2 separate regions of the Mus musculus genome follow, and region 2 is linked to region 1. A link is a loop called in an ENCODE intact Hi-C map of the cell type or tissue named here. Cell type or tissue: left cerebral cortex. All regions are shown on one strand. Each heading gives the region's core, and the rest is flanking DNA. Links, peaks and the distances in the headings are about the cores only.

Region 1 (7,500 bases), core at 1,456-6,455:
GCAGTTGGGGTGTGTGTGTGTGTGGGGGGGGGGGGAGGCGTGTGCAGAAAATGACATGCATACTGAGATGCAGTGCTCTGTGGGAGAGCGGGAGGTGTATGGGGTTCTAAGGAGGTGTGAAGGGGTGTGTGCTTGGGTTGGGTGCTGGGGTCAGTGATGGGAAATCCTTCAGCACTGGGGAGGCTCTGTGAGTAGGACCCTAGAGGGCATGAGGGAGGGAGGGAGGGAGGGATGGAGGGAGGGAGGGAGGGAGGGAAGGAGGGAGGGAGGGAGGGAGGGAGGCTGTGCAAAGTCTAAAGACAGAGAAAAGGGATGTATATTGAAAGGCCTGAAATAAGCCCCATGGACAGTGAGTGACTGATCGTGGGCCTTAGAGCCGCAGCTAATGACAAAGTCTGGCCTGTTTCACAGAGGGCCCTGCAGCCACAGAGCAGTGGCAGTAGTCCATCCCATGGACCAGGAGGCAGAGCCCTCAGAACTGATGCCCTTTCAGAGCCTGCTCATCTCAAGCCAGGCATGTTATCTACCCCTCTGAGCAGAGCTGACTGAAGGGAACCCTTATGGAAATGTGGGGATGTGTCTGCAGGCTGACTCCAGGGAACAGGTTACCTTGCTCCAACCCCATGTGTGGAAAGCCTTAGTTTGGCTCTTTGGGGTTGGGTCTTCCCTCAGGATCATGCTCATTAGCACTTCCTCTCCCTTTCCAGCCATGGCTCCACCCTCCCCAGCAAGTCAATCAACTGGGTCATTTGGCAGCCTCCTCTCAAGCTACAAGAAGTCCAGTCAAAATTAAAACAAAACAAAACAAAACAAAAAAACCCAGTTGCCCGGTCACCCTGCTCCCAGTTCCTGGAGTGACTGGATGTTTCAGGAGGACCTGGGAAGCTGTCAACAGAGATAGGCTGGACCTGGATAGAAGGGGAAATATTTATTTTGCGGGGATAAATATTACAGAAAAAAAAAAACTTTCCATTCTCCGGGCTCTGACGTAGATTTTTTTTCTTACCAGGAAGGAATCCTCACTGCCTAAAAAAGGGCAGCAAGAGAACTCGTAGGTGCCTTTCACAAACCGTGTGCCTCCACAGAGTAAACCAGCACACTGGTTACAGCTTGAGTGGAAGTGTCCCCCACAGGCTCCTGTGTGTGAACACTTGATGTCATCCCCCCGGCCCTGCCCCCACCGAGTGTGGTCCTCCTCTTTTGGAAGTTTGTGGAACCTTTAGGAGGTGGGGCCGTGCTGGAGGAAGTGCATCACTAGGGAATGGCCTTAGGATTTTGAAACCTAGCCCCACTTCCTGTCCACTCTGCTTCCTGTCTGTGGATACTTGGTGACCAAAGGCGCACTTTGTGCATCCCCTGCTGGGACAGACTGCTTCACCTTATACCATGAGCCACAGGAAGTCCCACCTCCCTCAAACTGCTTCTTGGTCGTGCCATAAGAAAAGTGACCGAGGTACTGGTTAGTTCATAATGTTGCACCTACAGGGTTGCTGGAAAGAGAGGCCCACTGGACAGGCAAACTTTATATGCCCCAGTACAGGGGAACGCCAGGGCCAAAAAATGGGAATGGGTGGGTAGTGGGGGGGGGGCTTTGGGGATAGCATTGGAAATGTAATTGAGGAAAATATGTAATAAAAAAAATTAAAAAAAAAAAGAAAGAAAAGTGACCGAGACAGTACCTGTGTAGTACGTGGGAAGTCTTATCTTATGAGTAATGAGAAAGCACACGTACTTGAGCCAGGGCTGCCTTAAGGTGACCATGGCAAGTTATCTGGATTTTTCCAAGCCTTTCTCTGGCTCTGCAAAGTTCCTTAGGCATGCTACCCAGGAGACTGTCTCCCAGGTTCATCAAGGCGGGCTTTCTTTTGCCACCCTTCCCCCACACCTCCCAGCCACGTTTCCTCATGCCCAGGTGTTTTCAAACACTTCAATCTGCCTGCCGTGGTGGCTGCCAAGGGGGACAGGTAGATCTTAGCAATGGAGTCCTTACAGAGCTTCCAAGCTTATGGGTAAACCTGAAAGTGAAGGTGGATTCCAGACAAGCTAGGTTCCCCCCCCCACCCCCGCTGGAAGATTTGGATGAAGATCTCAGGAAAGGGCTAGAGTCCCCTTTCCTGCCCCAAACACATGCCAGTTCAAATGGCCACCTTAGTTACCCTGCATGGGAGTGGCCAAGCCTCACCCACAGGCCACTTATAAGAGAACTCCGCAGTATGAGCAGGTCAAGCCCAGCTCTCAGGAGAAGAAGAACAAGACACAGGGGCTCTTCCTCAGCTACCACTGAATACCAGGGCACCTGTAGTATTTCTTCAGGAGAGGGAGAGTCCCTCAGAAGGAAAGTGACATGTCTGCATGGTGCCACGTGGACTGCATGACAAGGCAGGGTGAGAGCTTGCACACAGCCAAGGCTTATTACAGTGGTGTCCCCAGGGCTGGGGGCTGGGGTATAAGGGGGATGACGTTCATTGTGCTGGCGCCACTTTCTGTGGGAAGGAGAGGACGGCACCTCATCACTCTTGAACAATATGCTTTTCCTAGTCCCAGATAGCCAGGTGACATGTGTAACCAGAGTGTCCCCTCCTCACTTTTGCACTGCTGGGACATCCCGAGCGAGGCGCCCAGGTCTTCAGGACAGGCATTTACCAGCAGGAATGTCCTCCAGCCACGGCCACAGCTCTCACCAGGCTGCTGCTGAGGCCAGGGGGAATAAATGGGGATTTTAGTCCTTTGGAAGGTTGGGGGAATGGAGACCAGCATTTTCCAGGGTTGAGGCAGTGTGGAGCAGAAGGAAGGCTTTAGGGCAGACAGAAGGGCTTACTGGACTTACAGATAGGCTCAATCAAACATGCAATGATTACCTTTGTGCCCATAAGTATGCTAGGCTCTCAATAGGTGGAAAATGCCATCATCTTGGTTGTTCACTAGCTGTGTGGCTCTGGGCAAGTCACCTGACCTCTCTGAGCCTCAGGCTTCACCTCTATGGGAGGTCTCTGAAGCGCTGGGTGTCTGGTGCTGAGGAACACACAGCAGGTACTCCAGCCATGGGCTACCTTATCCCCTCTTTTAGAAAATCGACTGGTGAGTGGAGGGCAGGCACGTCCACCCTAGCACCCCACCCATCCTCACCCTTCCAACTGTTTTAGCTAAGAAAGTTTTCTGAGAGCGCTGGGTGAAGTGCCTACCACAACTCTCCTTCAAACAGAACAGGAGGCCCCCACTCTGGAGCTCCGCCAAGAGCCTTCTCAGAAAGGCACGACAGCCAGCACTCTGCCCACGGCCTGCCAGGGCCAGACTGGGTGGTGAAAAATAAAATCTAACGAGGTGCTTCTGAGCCCTCGGGAAAGAGACTCATGGAGCGGCTCTGAGCCTGGCTTCTGGGCAACCTGGGGGAACAAGCTTTCAGCCTGTGAACATCCCCAGATATTACTATCAACAGTGTGTGCATGTGTGTTGTGTGCTGTGTGTGTGTTGGTTCTAGAACAAATGCTGATCCCAGCCTCCCCCTCCTCCCCAGAGAGCCTCCCACTCTGAGGATCCCTGAGCTCTGCTCTGAAACGCGTGTTTATGCCTCCCTCTTCTGGTCATAATTGTCATTGCACCCACCCAACCTGCCTGCAGAAGTGGGTGAGCCGGACTTGAATGTCTTACCTGCTTTACCTATCTCCCTTGCAGGAGTGGATGCTGGGCTGGAAGCTTGGCTCTTGTATGCTGCCTTGCAGTAGCCTCATTGACTGCCATATTGACAGTAGGAACAGGGAATGGCTCCAAATAATATCATAGTACCAGCTAATATTTATTTGCTTAATATTTCAGGATTGGTGACTATGTATGCTTAATTTATTTGTTTGTCTGCATCTCTTTATTTACTTAGTATTCGTGGGGAAGATTTGTTTCCCTCATGCCAATGAGTTTTCTTGATTTGTATTCTCTTGTAACCCTGAGGAGGTTTTACTTTCGCCATATCGCTACAGAATCCAGAGCTGAAGCATTCGGAAAGCAGCACACTGCCAGTATACTGCTGGGATTTGAGGCCACATAAGCCTTAGGCCAGGGAGGCTACACATTTCAGTGGTGGCTCTGTGACTTCAGAGCACATGTAGATAGCTAATGGTGCTTGTTAAAATGCAGCTTCCAGGGCCCAGGGGGTCCATGTCTGCAGTAAGTCCTGGAATATGCACTGTAGTACACACAGGGATAATGTCACCCTTGATGTATTGATTCCATGGGTGCTTTTACAGGGACTCAGGGCATCTGGAAAGATCCAGGGCCCAAATGCAGAGAGGGACAGGTGGGTAATTGACTCTGGCATAGGAGGGTCCCTCTGTGCTTAAATTCTGCCAGACTGTGTTGGTCTTCTGGCAGCTCAGAGATATATCAGGTGAGAGGAGGGGACCTCAGAAGTGATGGCGAGCAGGAAGGGACTCTGACCAGACTGTGGGATTGTACAGGTTGCTTCTCTCTGCTCAGACTGTGTGTTTCCTTCTCTTCTTTATTTTCCTCTCCCTGGTCTGCTTCTGCAATCTTCTCCCTCTTCTCTCCCTCCCTGATCCCTAAGAGTTCGCAGCATCTTGGGTATCTAGCATCTCACTTTCTGCTCTCTGATGTCCCCAGACGCCAATCAGTGTCTCCTCTGTGTAGGTTGAACACACTAGCAGGCCTTGCTCTGAGTTTTCACCGGGACAGTATTTGGGGACTCAGGCTGATGAATTCTTGCCAGCCTGGGCCCCTCACAGTTTCCCTTACAGATATGACATGGGACTCAGTTTTACATGGTCCCTTCCTTCCTGAGATTCCTCAGGTCAGCCAACTCTGGGCTGGCCATAACCAGAGCATGGCTCTGCTTTCTTTTTAGCATCCTGTCCTGATGCTGATTTATCATCCACCCCCAATCCAAGCTCCAGGGCCACAGAAACCTGAAGCTGAAAAAGAAGAAAAGTAGTAAGCAAGAATCGAGGAGGTAAGGTGAAGTTCAGCATGGCTGGCAAAGTCAGAGGCTATGTTAACGTCTTTGCTCTATCCTATAGACAGCCAGGGCCCCAGAGATGTCCTAAAGACACCAGGACCCCAAAGATGTCCTAAAGATGGAGAGGGCCCCCAAAGATGTCTTAAACACAGAGAGGCCCCCCAATGGTGTCCTAAAGACCGAGAGATTCCCCAAAGATGTCCTAAAGACTAAGAAGGGCCCAGAGATTGCCTAGAGACAGCCAGTACACCAGAGATGTCCTAAAACAGTGAGGGGTCCCCAAAGATGTCTTAAAGACTGAGAGGGCCCCAGAGAAGTCCTAAAGACTCCAGGACCCCAGAGATATCCTAAAGACAGAGAGGGCCCCAGAGATGTCCTAAAGACACCTGGACTCCAGAGATGTCTTAAAGATAGAGAGGACTCCAGAGATATCCTAAAGACACCAAGACCCCAGAGATGTCCTAAAGACAGAGAGGGCCCCAGAGATGTCCTAAAGACACCAGGACTACAGAGATGTCCTAAAGATACCCGAACTCCAGAGATGTCTTAAAGATAGGACTCCAGAGATGTCCTAAAGACAACAGGACTCCAGAGATGTCCTAAAGACAGAGAAGGCCCCAAAGATCTCCTAGAGACACCAGGACCCAAAAGATGTCCTAAAGATGGAGAGGGCCCCCAACGATGTCTTAAACACAGCAAGGCTCCCAAAGATGTCCTAAAGACTGAGAGGTCCTCAAAGATGTCCTATAGACCAAGAAGGCCCCAGAGATCGCCTAAAGACAGCCAGTACACCAGAGATGCCCTAAGACAGTGAGGGGCCCCAAAGATGTCCTAAAAACAGTAAGGCCCCCAAAGATGTCCTAAAGACTGAGAGGGCCCCAGAGATGTCCCAAAGATAGCCAGGGTCCCTGAGATGTCCTAAAGACTGAGAAGGCCCTTAAGACATCCTAAAACAGTCAGGGCCCCAGAGATGTGCCAAAGATAGCAAGGGCCCCAGTGATGCCCTAAAGCTTATAGGAAGGTCCCAAGAGCTACTCTGATTGCCAAAGGGATTTCCCACCATCCTAGAGGGCTGAGGGCTGATGTTCTAATTGCCCCTTATGGGCTTCCTATGTATAGATGCTATATAGCTGAATGGACAGTAGAGACAGGCTTGGCACAGGCTCCATACCCATCACTTGACAGAGGGTTATTATTTTCACTAGCTATCCTCTGTATAGAAATCAGTAAAATGGGCACAAAATTGCTGCTATTAAGGGATGGGCTGGAAGAACAAATGAATGAATGGAGGAGGCAGAGGCTTTTGTGGAGGCTGTGTGGCTGTGTCTCTGGGTGGGGTGGTCCTCTCCTCTGTAGGGCAAAGAGCAGTGGCAAGGAAAGCTCAGAGCAGAGAGACATTAGAGGGCTCAGATCACCTCTCCAGGAGGCCCCTTTGTCCTCCCCAGGGAGGTCAGCCTGGGCAATGAGGAAAGGTCTCTAGGGAACCCTGTGCCAACCTCAAGCCAGGCACACTCACAGGCTGGCTATGGAGTCTTCAAGTCTCTTAACCTCTATGATCCTAATGGGGCCAAAAAAGGGAGTGGAGTTCTCACATCAGAACCTCCGTGAGTGGTAGGCAGGGGGACCTGAGCTTTGAATAGCTCCAGACTGGGGAACTTGGTCACAGCAGACCAGCTCATATCTCAGGACTTCTCTAGCATCTATCTCAGTTAAACAGGGTAGGGATGAGTGAGTGGCTCCTCAAAGTCTGCCAATGGCTGGTGTGCTCTTAAGCTATTGACTGACATGACAGAGGGAGAATGTCGCCCAAGACTTTGGTGCTGATGAGAGCTGAGGTTGGCTGGATGCCCTGGATTCCTGAACCCCACATGTGTTACACCAAGGTTGGACTCAGTAGGCAGGAACCAGGGCAATTTCCTGACTTTTTTCTAAATAACAGAGGAGCCCAGCATTGTCTCTGTTCCCTGATGATCTGCCTGGTTTCCCTCTGCTGACTCTAGGGACACTCCAGTCATGCATGGCTATCCACTTGCAGATATCTGACTGGGCCAGGCTGTGGCATTACAGAAGTAGAATTAGACATAATTGTGGCCAGAGTGAACCATGAAGGGGGAACTCTGTTCTGTGTCAGCTATCTGAGATGCCTCCCTGCCTGATCTTAGGCTGAAGGTCATGCTGGGAAGGTGGATGAGGTGCCTGTCTACCCAGAGTTTACCAGTTATGCCGAGTGGAAAGAATCTGTGGACAAAGAACTCTCCAGAAGCCCTTGCAGATGGTCTCCTCTGCCTGCTGATGTACCCCTTTACATTTAAAGGCACCAAGGACTCTATTGTTTTGTTTGACCTAATGTTTCAATGGCTTTCTTGTTCCTGTGACCAAAATGCATGGCAAAACCAGCCTCGGGGAGGAAGAAGCCATTCTGAATCAAGGGTTCGGTCCACAAGGGAAATTCAGTTTCCAGCCATCAGCGCACTAGTGGGCACCCAAGGCAGAGGCTGCTCATGCCAGAGGGGAACTGGAAGCAGAGAGCATGATAG
Region 2 (7,500 bases), core at 1,302-6,301, 57 kb before region 1:
TGTTTCCCAGCTCTGACACTTGAACAAGTAAGTGTCTGAAAACTCATTTTATTCCTCTATCAAATTGAGATAATACTGGTCTTTTTATGGCTCTTCTGATGGCTGAATGTGTTTAAACGCAGAGACTGTGTCCTTGAGAGGTGAGGAGTGTTAGTAGGGCCTTTCTCTTGAGGCCCTGCCCATCTGGCCTGCCCTGGCTGCCATCACTGACCTCCTTGGTGGATATGGTCCTAGCTCTATTAGGTTTCAGGGATGGAACACTTCCAGAAAGTAGCAGAGCACAGTAGGAAGGAGACACAATGTGGACAGAGGCATGTCTCCAGGTACATACAGCCTTAGAGACAGCCAGCTGGTGTGGCATAAACAGAGGAAGATATGGGCACTGAAAACTGAGTTGAGTTCAGATCTGTAACACCCACCCACCCACCTTCTCTGGGCCACTGGTGATGGTTCTTGTTGGTGCTGCTGTTTTGTTCTTTAATTTTTGTGAACCAGATGCGTGAAATGACTTCTAGCTGCTCTGCAGTGTAACGTGGAAATGAATCAGACTCTCACCACAAAGAGCACTCACAGAAACGGAATTCTGGCCGCTTGATTCTGCTCTTCTGCCTTTCCAGGTCTATTAGAAGGCCACAGTGAGCTCTGGAGATGCTCTGCTTCAACCGTTCTCAACTTGCACCTCAGGCTGGACCCCTGCATCTGCCACGCCAAGTTCCTCTCCCATAGTCCCACTTGGACTTCTAGAAGTTCTGGCAACTAGATCAAAGCCAAGAGAGTTCTCGAGTCCCCCTTCTTTCTCATGACCTGCCCCTCTGCCATTTTCTGTCCACTTTCGGTGGCATTGGATAGTATGCCTGATTCTTCCTTCTCAAATACCTTTCATCCAAATCACAACGCTATTGGCTCTACCTGCTCACACATCCTACTCACATCTCAGACCTGCAGCTGTCACATGAGCCATCACACGTGTCCAGGAGACATGTCTCCCTTGGAGCAGTGCTCCTACAGATGAGTTCATGGGTTATGCTGGAGCCCCAGACTGTCCTATTTCTACTCCTCCTCCTTCTACCAGCAGCCTTTACTTTGCATCAACAGCCAGGGAGGACACACTAGCACATCTGATTGTATTCACTGCAGCCCCCCAATGTGTGCACTTGCAGCCCTGGTTTGCCCTACCAGGCTCTGCCACAACCACCTCTATGGTTTCCCTTCCTCTCAGCACAGGTGACCTCCTTTTTGCTTCTTCAGCACAGCCAGCCACCCTGGCCACAAGCCTTGGTTTCACACTTGATTAGCTAGCTGCTCTACTGATAAAAGCTGTGCCTGAGAGGTCCTCACACCAGCCAGCCTGAGGTGTTCCTGGGGATGGCTCATCTCCATTGTCAACTCTGGCCTCAAACCACCTGCAGTCTTCCATCTCCTCATAGGCTGGGATGTCCTGACAGCCCCTGTCAAGGTTCTGTGTTTTGTCATTTCTGTTTGCTATTTAGAGAGACACCTGGCCTGAAGCTGTGGGCTGAGAAGAGTGCAATGTGGAGAGTCCGAGTTGACGCTGCCCAGTCTCTGCAGGGAAAGCCACCCTGAGCCAGGTCTCTCAAAATGACCCCTGTCAGCTCTATCAGATGCATCAAGAGAGCTGCTGCTCTCTTCCTTCTCTGCCAGGGTCCCAAAGGAGCACAAGGCTGCTGACCCTTGTCTTTAGTCACCCTTGAATTGTCTCTAGGCAAAATGTGGGGTGGTGGGATGGCTCTGTCCAGGAGCGGCCTCCCCAGACTCAGCTCCCAGCCCTGCCAGAGAAGGGTTTATCACACTTAAGGGGTGACTTAAGCTCTGAGCCTCTGTTCCTGGTCTGTAAAATGGGGGTCATTGTGGTCAACTCCCTCACACAAGTACAAGTATATTCGAACCCACAAGAAGCTCAGGATGGGGCCTGGCTCCCAGGACACAGGCATAACCATTAGCTATTGATGTTATCCAATTCACAGCCATAGAGGGAGTAGGTTTTGCTACCAATTCTGTCCGTCTGTGTCTATAGTCGTCTGCAGATTCATGTCTATTTTCTCATATGCAAATGAGATACTCACAGCAACCTGGCAGGTCGATGCTCAGTGAATGGTAAGATGCTTGGCTCTAAGAGAGGCTTAATAGAAGCTAGTCCTGTCCCTTCTATTCCCCACTCCCCTCTGAAGCTTGTTTCTGCACTCACAGCACTCCTCTCTCTGCTGTCACACTGAATAAATGAATACGTTAAGTCAGTGCACGCAGATACTTTAAGAATCCAGGCTGGTACATTTCCCAGGTTTCTCCGCCATCCATCACGAAACATTAACAAGAGCACTTAGAGAAAGGCATCAAGGATAGAACTAAGCTCCTCCTCAGCTTGGTAGCTCTTGTGCCAAGTGTCACATGCTATTAAGGACAAGGGCAGGAGAGGCTGAGCTGAGAGGGGAGTCGCTAAGAGTGGCGGTGGGGTGGAGGAAGGATGGTGCCTGAGAGGCTGTGAAGGGCTGGAGCTTGCTGCTGGATAGCCCTCAGCCTTCCCTGGAAGCTTTCACAAACAGAAAAGCAATGTTCTGTAGACTGAAGAGAGACAGCAACACCCCAAATGCTCAATGGCTGAGCAAATTGTAGCCTGTGCAGATTACCCAGCATGTCGCAGCCTGGAGGGAGAGAGGAGTGAATTTCCATGTGCTGCCATGGAAGGCACCTGGTGAAAAGGAGAATGCTGGCTACAGTCCGGCTCTCTTTGTGCTGGGAAGTTCTATGGCTGTACATGAACACAGACACACATGGATGTAAGAGCAGGACTACAAACAGCAACGGGCACTGGGGGTAGGGGGCGGGGGGGGGGGGTGGGACTGGGCAAGGAAAGCAGCCCAGAGCAGTCACTTGGTGGGGGTAGGTGCTGAAACTCTGCTTCCCCCTTTTGGTTACATACAGGTCTCTGCTAGTGATTGTTTTGCACATGCATTGCTTTGGAAGATGAGGGGAAATGAAACAAAGTAAGAAAGGAGAAATTAATTCTGCAAGGGGCCTGTGATTGGGCCAAAGATCCCTCCAAGCCCTCTGGCAGCACTCCAGAGCCTGTTGAAGATGCTGAAGGAAGGCTTCCATTAGCTGGGGGGAGCAGAAGGGCACACAGACAGTATATCTGGCAATTGGCTTCTCTTAATAGGCTAACATGTTAGATTCAGCTCATGCATTGATTTAGTGGGTAAGATCCTTCTCTGTCCCAGGATGCTTTCACCACCCAGACTGCAGCTTTGCCTCTTCACTCAGGCACCTAGGACCCTTCCTCACAAGACCTATCCAAGTAGAGCTCCATCATTCTGAGATTGGAAAAAGGCATGTTTGGTTTTGTTTCATGACACACCCTGCCAGAAACGGTGTTTAGAAACAGATGGCATCTGCCAGGACTCCCATCTGCTCTGTCCTTCCAGGAAGGATGAAAATAGATGATGGGTTCATCTTCCCAGCTTCTGTTTCCAGAAGGATCCTCTATGGTCTTTTCAATCACTCAGGTTACCAATAAGATCCTTGTCCTGGGCGTTCATCTTGGTTGCAGTCACCGTTTGACATACTTTACCTAAGTACGTCTTTACAATGAAAGTTCAAAGCCAATGCAAGATGTTTCTTTGGTAGATGTGGACACCAAGGCCTGATAGGCAGAGGGTAAAGGGTGGGGGAAGCACTCTTAAATTCTAGGAAAAAAAAAGCCTCACCCCCAATGGTCCAAGGCCACTCTCTCCAGCAGATGCTCACTATAAACATGGCACACAGCCTTGCCAGGAGTATTGGCATCCTTGTCACCTGTACCCCAGGGATGTGCATTCGAACCTCTTTCCCCTTAGGGGCCTGGTAAACTAACAATACCTGAGTTTAGCTACCACTTAATCTACCTCCACACAGCCTGCCCCCCCCCCCGAGAAAACCCATCTGCCCTGGAGAATAGCCATGAAGGACATCTTCCAGAAAAGCTCCCCAGGGTTACAGTGGGTCCACACAATGTGCCTGCTCAGTAGAATGGAGTGGAATAGATGTTTATTTCAGGAGCCCCGAGACTTGGACTTAGACAATGATGCTTCGGCCCCTTGTGACCTGAGCAGGCAGATCTCCCTCTTTAGGATAACTGCACTAAGCACTGATTTACACAGAATAAAATGCACCATTGGAAGTGTTTCTAAAAATGTGTGGCTTCTGTCGCTGCTGCTGCTGCAATCCGGATATAGGTGTTCCCGTTACCCCAAAGGCTCTCTGAGCTTTCATTCCTAGAGCTTAAATTTCCCTTTTATAGAATTTTGCACAGATGGAATTATTCTACATTCAGATTTTCTCCTTGGCTTCTATCTCCCAGTATAATGTCTTTAAGATTCATTTATGTTACTCATGTGCCTGCCTGCAGGTTGGTCCTATTCATGGCTAGATAGTATTTCACAGTTGAATGTGTAACAATGAGTATATTCACTTTTTAATTGTTGGGCACTTGGCTTATTTCCAGTTTGGGCCTATAGCAATTGAACCTGCTATAATCACGGGTGAACAAGTCTTTGTGTAACTGCCTGTGCTGGTATTGTTTACCTAAGTCCTTAGTTTGGAAAGGTTCAGTCATATGGAGGTCTGTTTCCTTGCTGAAGGCATCCATGGTAAGATACCACAGTTGAGAGCTTTGGAGCCCAGAATTCTAGAACCAGAAGCACCAAGCTCCTTCCAGGACCTCTCCAGGAGGACTCTCCTCTCCTTTTCCAGCTTCCTGCAGTCCCTGTCCCAGCCCTCAACCTGGGCAGCACATCTTTATGTCTGCTGTGTGGAAGAGACCCTGGGAGATTCATGTCTCTCCAACCACCAAAGAACCCAGTGAACTGCCCAGACACATGTCCCTGGGCCCAGTGCTGATATAGGACATGTCTGAGGCAGGACAGTCTACAAAGTATTCAGGCTGTATTCTCTCCAGGACCCACGAAGCAGCTGTGATCTATAGCTTCTGCTGAGAAAATCCTCCCACTGTGGCTGATTTCATGCTCCTGTGTGCCTGCATAGAGGAGTACATTGAAAAGAATTATGCATAGCAAACCAATATGTGCTATTTCATCTGCATGCCTAGCCTGGGCCGTAGCAGAGCCGAACGACTCCAGTGGTGCAGGCAGCAACAACATCGCTGAGAGTGATGAGTCTGGGGGATTTACAACCTTCATTTTTTAATGTAAAAGCATCTACTTGTCAGGCAATAAAATTTAAATTTTAATAATAACTGTCTTTAAAAAGTAGCCCACAGGATTCTTGGAAAGTGAGCAGTCAGCTTTTGCACTGGAGTATAAGCCCAGCTCTAGTATCTACATGCCACACCACATCAGCCACAGTGCCTAACAGAGAGGCCCCATGAACACTCACAGGGAAACTCACCAGCCACCTGAATCTCAGGGTTGTCATTCTATATAAGGAAAAGACAACCACTATCTCACTGAGGGGCAGTCAAATGTTGAAGTCCTAGCACCATGTCTGGCCCTTAGTAGTTGATCTGTGAGCATTCCCAAACTTCTGGATCAGACATTGGAAAAGAGAGGGATGGAAGCCATATGAGAGACCCTCATCTCAACCTTTCAATAGTAGGAAGGGTAGGTCAGATGGTTGGACTCTCTCCACCCATTCTGTGTGTGTCAGTGGCTAGGCTCCCCACCAAGAATTGATTGGCTGCCGACAAGTCCAGGTTCAGAGCAGAAAGATGCAGGTACAAGCCTGTTCCTTGCTCCAATCCCTTGTTGCAGAAACTAGCCAAGCGACTGGGCCTCCCTTAGACAGATGAGACCGATGCTGTCTGCCTCATGGGGTTATAAGGATGGGGGTGATGCTGATGTTAGCAAAGAGGGGCCCAGGTTCCAGCTGTCCAGCAGGGGTTGATTTTGTCCTGCAGTTAGGGGTTTAGACTTGCTGGCTTGGGAGGATGGAAGAGGTGGAACCATACAGGAAGCAAAGGGGAGATTTAACCCCGGGTATGATCTGAAGCCCCCTCCACAGTTTGCCTTGGTGACAACAGTAAGAACATCAGCTTCTCTATGTCTACTGGGAACCCATCTTCCTATGGAATACAACGTGCAGGTTTGTGTGTGCTTAGCCCTGCTCTTAGCAGGACTGTGTCTTCTGCATGCCCCTGGCAACAGAGCAATGGGACTCTCAGCACACTGACCACGGCAGGACAGCAGCCAGCACAGCTAAATGCACAGCCCCAAAGGATAAGTGCCAGTGCCATTCAGCCTCTATTTGGTGCAGAAGGAGCTGGCATATCTGAGAATCGCTGCCACCTCTCTGTAGCAGTCTACAAGTTGGGGTGGGGATTTCTTTCTGCAGTGTCTGAGGACAGATGAGCCACAAAACAAGTCAGAACTGAGTTCAAGTCCTGGTTCCACCATATTCAAGAGTGTGACTTTTTTTTTTTTTTTAAGTTACTCCACATCTCTGGATGCAATTAAAAGCACGTGCTTGGAACACGGCTGCTGTTTGAGAATTTGAGCTGATCTCTCGCAAGCCTCTCAAGCTACTGTCCTCAACTTGGAAACATTCTCAGACACAACCCGTCCTGGGAAGCCCCTCCCCCCAGGCTCTGCCCTCTAATTCTGCCGAACCTAAGGTCCCTTCTGGCAGTGTGGGGGACACGGCACCCAGGACTGTAGAGATTCAGGTCAGACAGGCATCACCTCTCTCCATTGCTTGCCATGTGTGGTTGCCCAAAGCCCATCTGCGTAAAATTTCCAAAGCAGGGAAGCCAGCCAGCTGGGTCTCTGTGGCCTGTGACAAAGGGGCCTGTTGTAATGATAAGAATATTTGTATCAAAGATAGACTTCCCATCGCACATCTCCAGTTTTTCTCATAGCCCCTCAAGGTCAGTTGCAGACCATCAGAACACAAGCCATGTCTGATTCCGGTGACCCCCAGAGATGCTGGGTGTGCATTTTCTGGCCTCTCTCAGTAGGCATTAGCATTTCTGCTGACAGGGCTGAAGGCTCAAGCCTGGGCCTCTTACTTAACCTAATTTACAACACCGTGGGATAACCATCCAGGTGGGTTCAGGTCTAAAGACAAGCTTGGGGTCAGGTGCTGTCCCTAGCACAATGCCATATCACTGTCCTGGCAGCCAGTAGGACTGTCAATGACACCATGGTACATAGAAAAACCTATCTAAGTCCGCTGTCCCAGCCTCAGTGGATCATTGGAGTCAGATTTGGGTTTTCTATTTATGTCCTGTTGTTTATAAGCTGTGTGACCCTGCAAACCACATGACCTCTTTGTGCTTCCATTTCCTTAGCTGCAATAGCTCTTTCTATACCCAATAAGAGTTGTAGTCATGATCACACGAGACATGCTTCTGAGTCCAGTAGCAAGTGACTGACACACACATAGTAAAGGCTCAGTAAATGTTAGTTCCTCTTCTTACACCATCAGCCATTGATATTCCTTGTCATACTCTATTGATAATTAGTTACCAGACTAGGAGAGTCTATTCTATTC

What was found. A loop is a pair of places that touch in the nucleus more often than their neighbours do. Peaks named below come from ENCODE experiments on the same cell type or tissue, not always from the same donor. Only the 100,000 strongest peaks of a DNase experiment are listed, where the experiment ranks them.
Region 2: a loop joins it to region 1, with 4 times the contacts of the local background. A loop is called at or near these places in 9 of 42 quality-filtered maps.

What each region holds. Positions count from the first base shown.
Region 1 is chr7:49,129,001-49,136,500 of GRCm38, reverse strand. All of the region lies in intron 3 of 9130015G15Rik (RIKEN cDNA 9130015G15 gene), which reads left to right. It also overlaps a transcript of Nav2 not described here. Among named protein-coding and RNA genes, the nearest start is that of 9130015G15Rik, 29 kb to the left of the region's middle. In left cerebral cortex, for the core only: a CTCF peak has its summit at 3,575 (motif pointing left); DNase peaks (open chromatin) are centred at 3,278 and 3,533; H3K27ac peaks cover 582 bases.
Region 2 is chr7:49,186,317-49,193,816 of GRCm38, reverse strand. It overlaps a transcript of Nav2 not described here. Among named protein-coding and RNA genes, the nearest start is that of 9130015G15Rik, 28 kb to the right of the region's middle. In left cerebral cortex, for the core only: no CTCF peak of the experiment used is centred there; DNase peaks (open chromatin) are centred at 2,560, 3,417, 4,248, 4,928 and 1 more place; H3K27ac peaks cover 3,532 bases.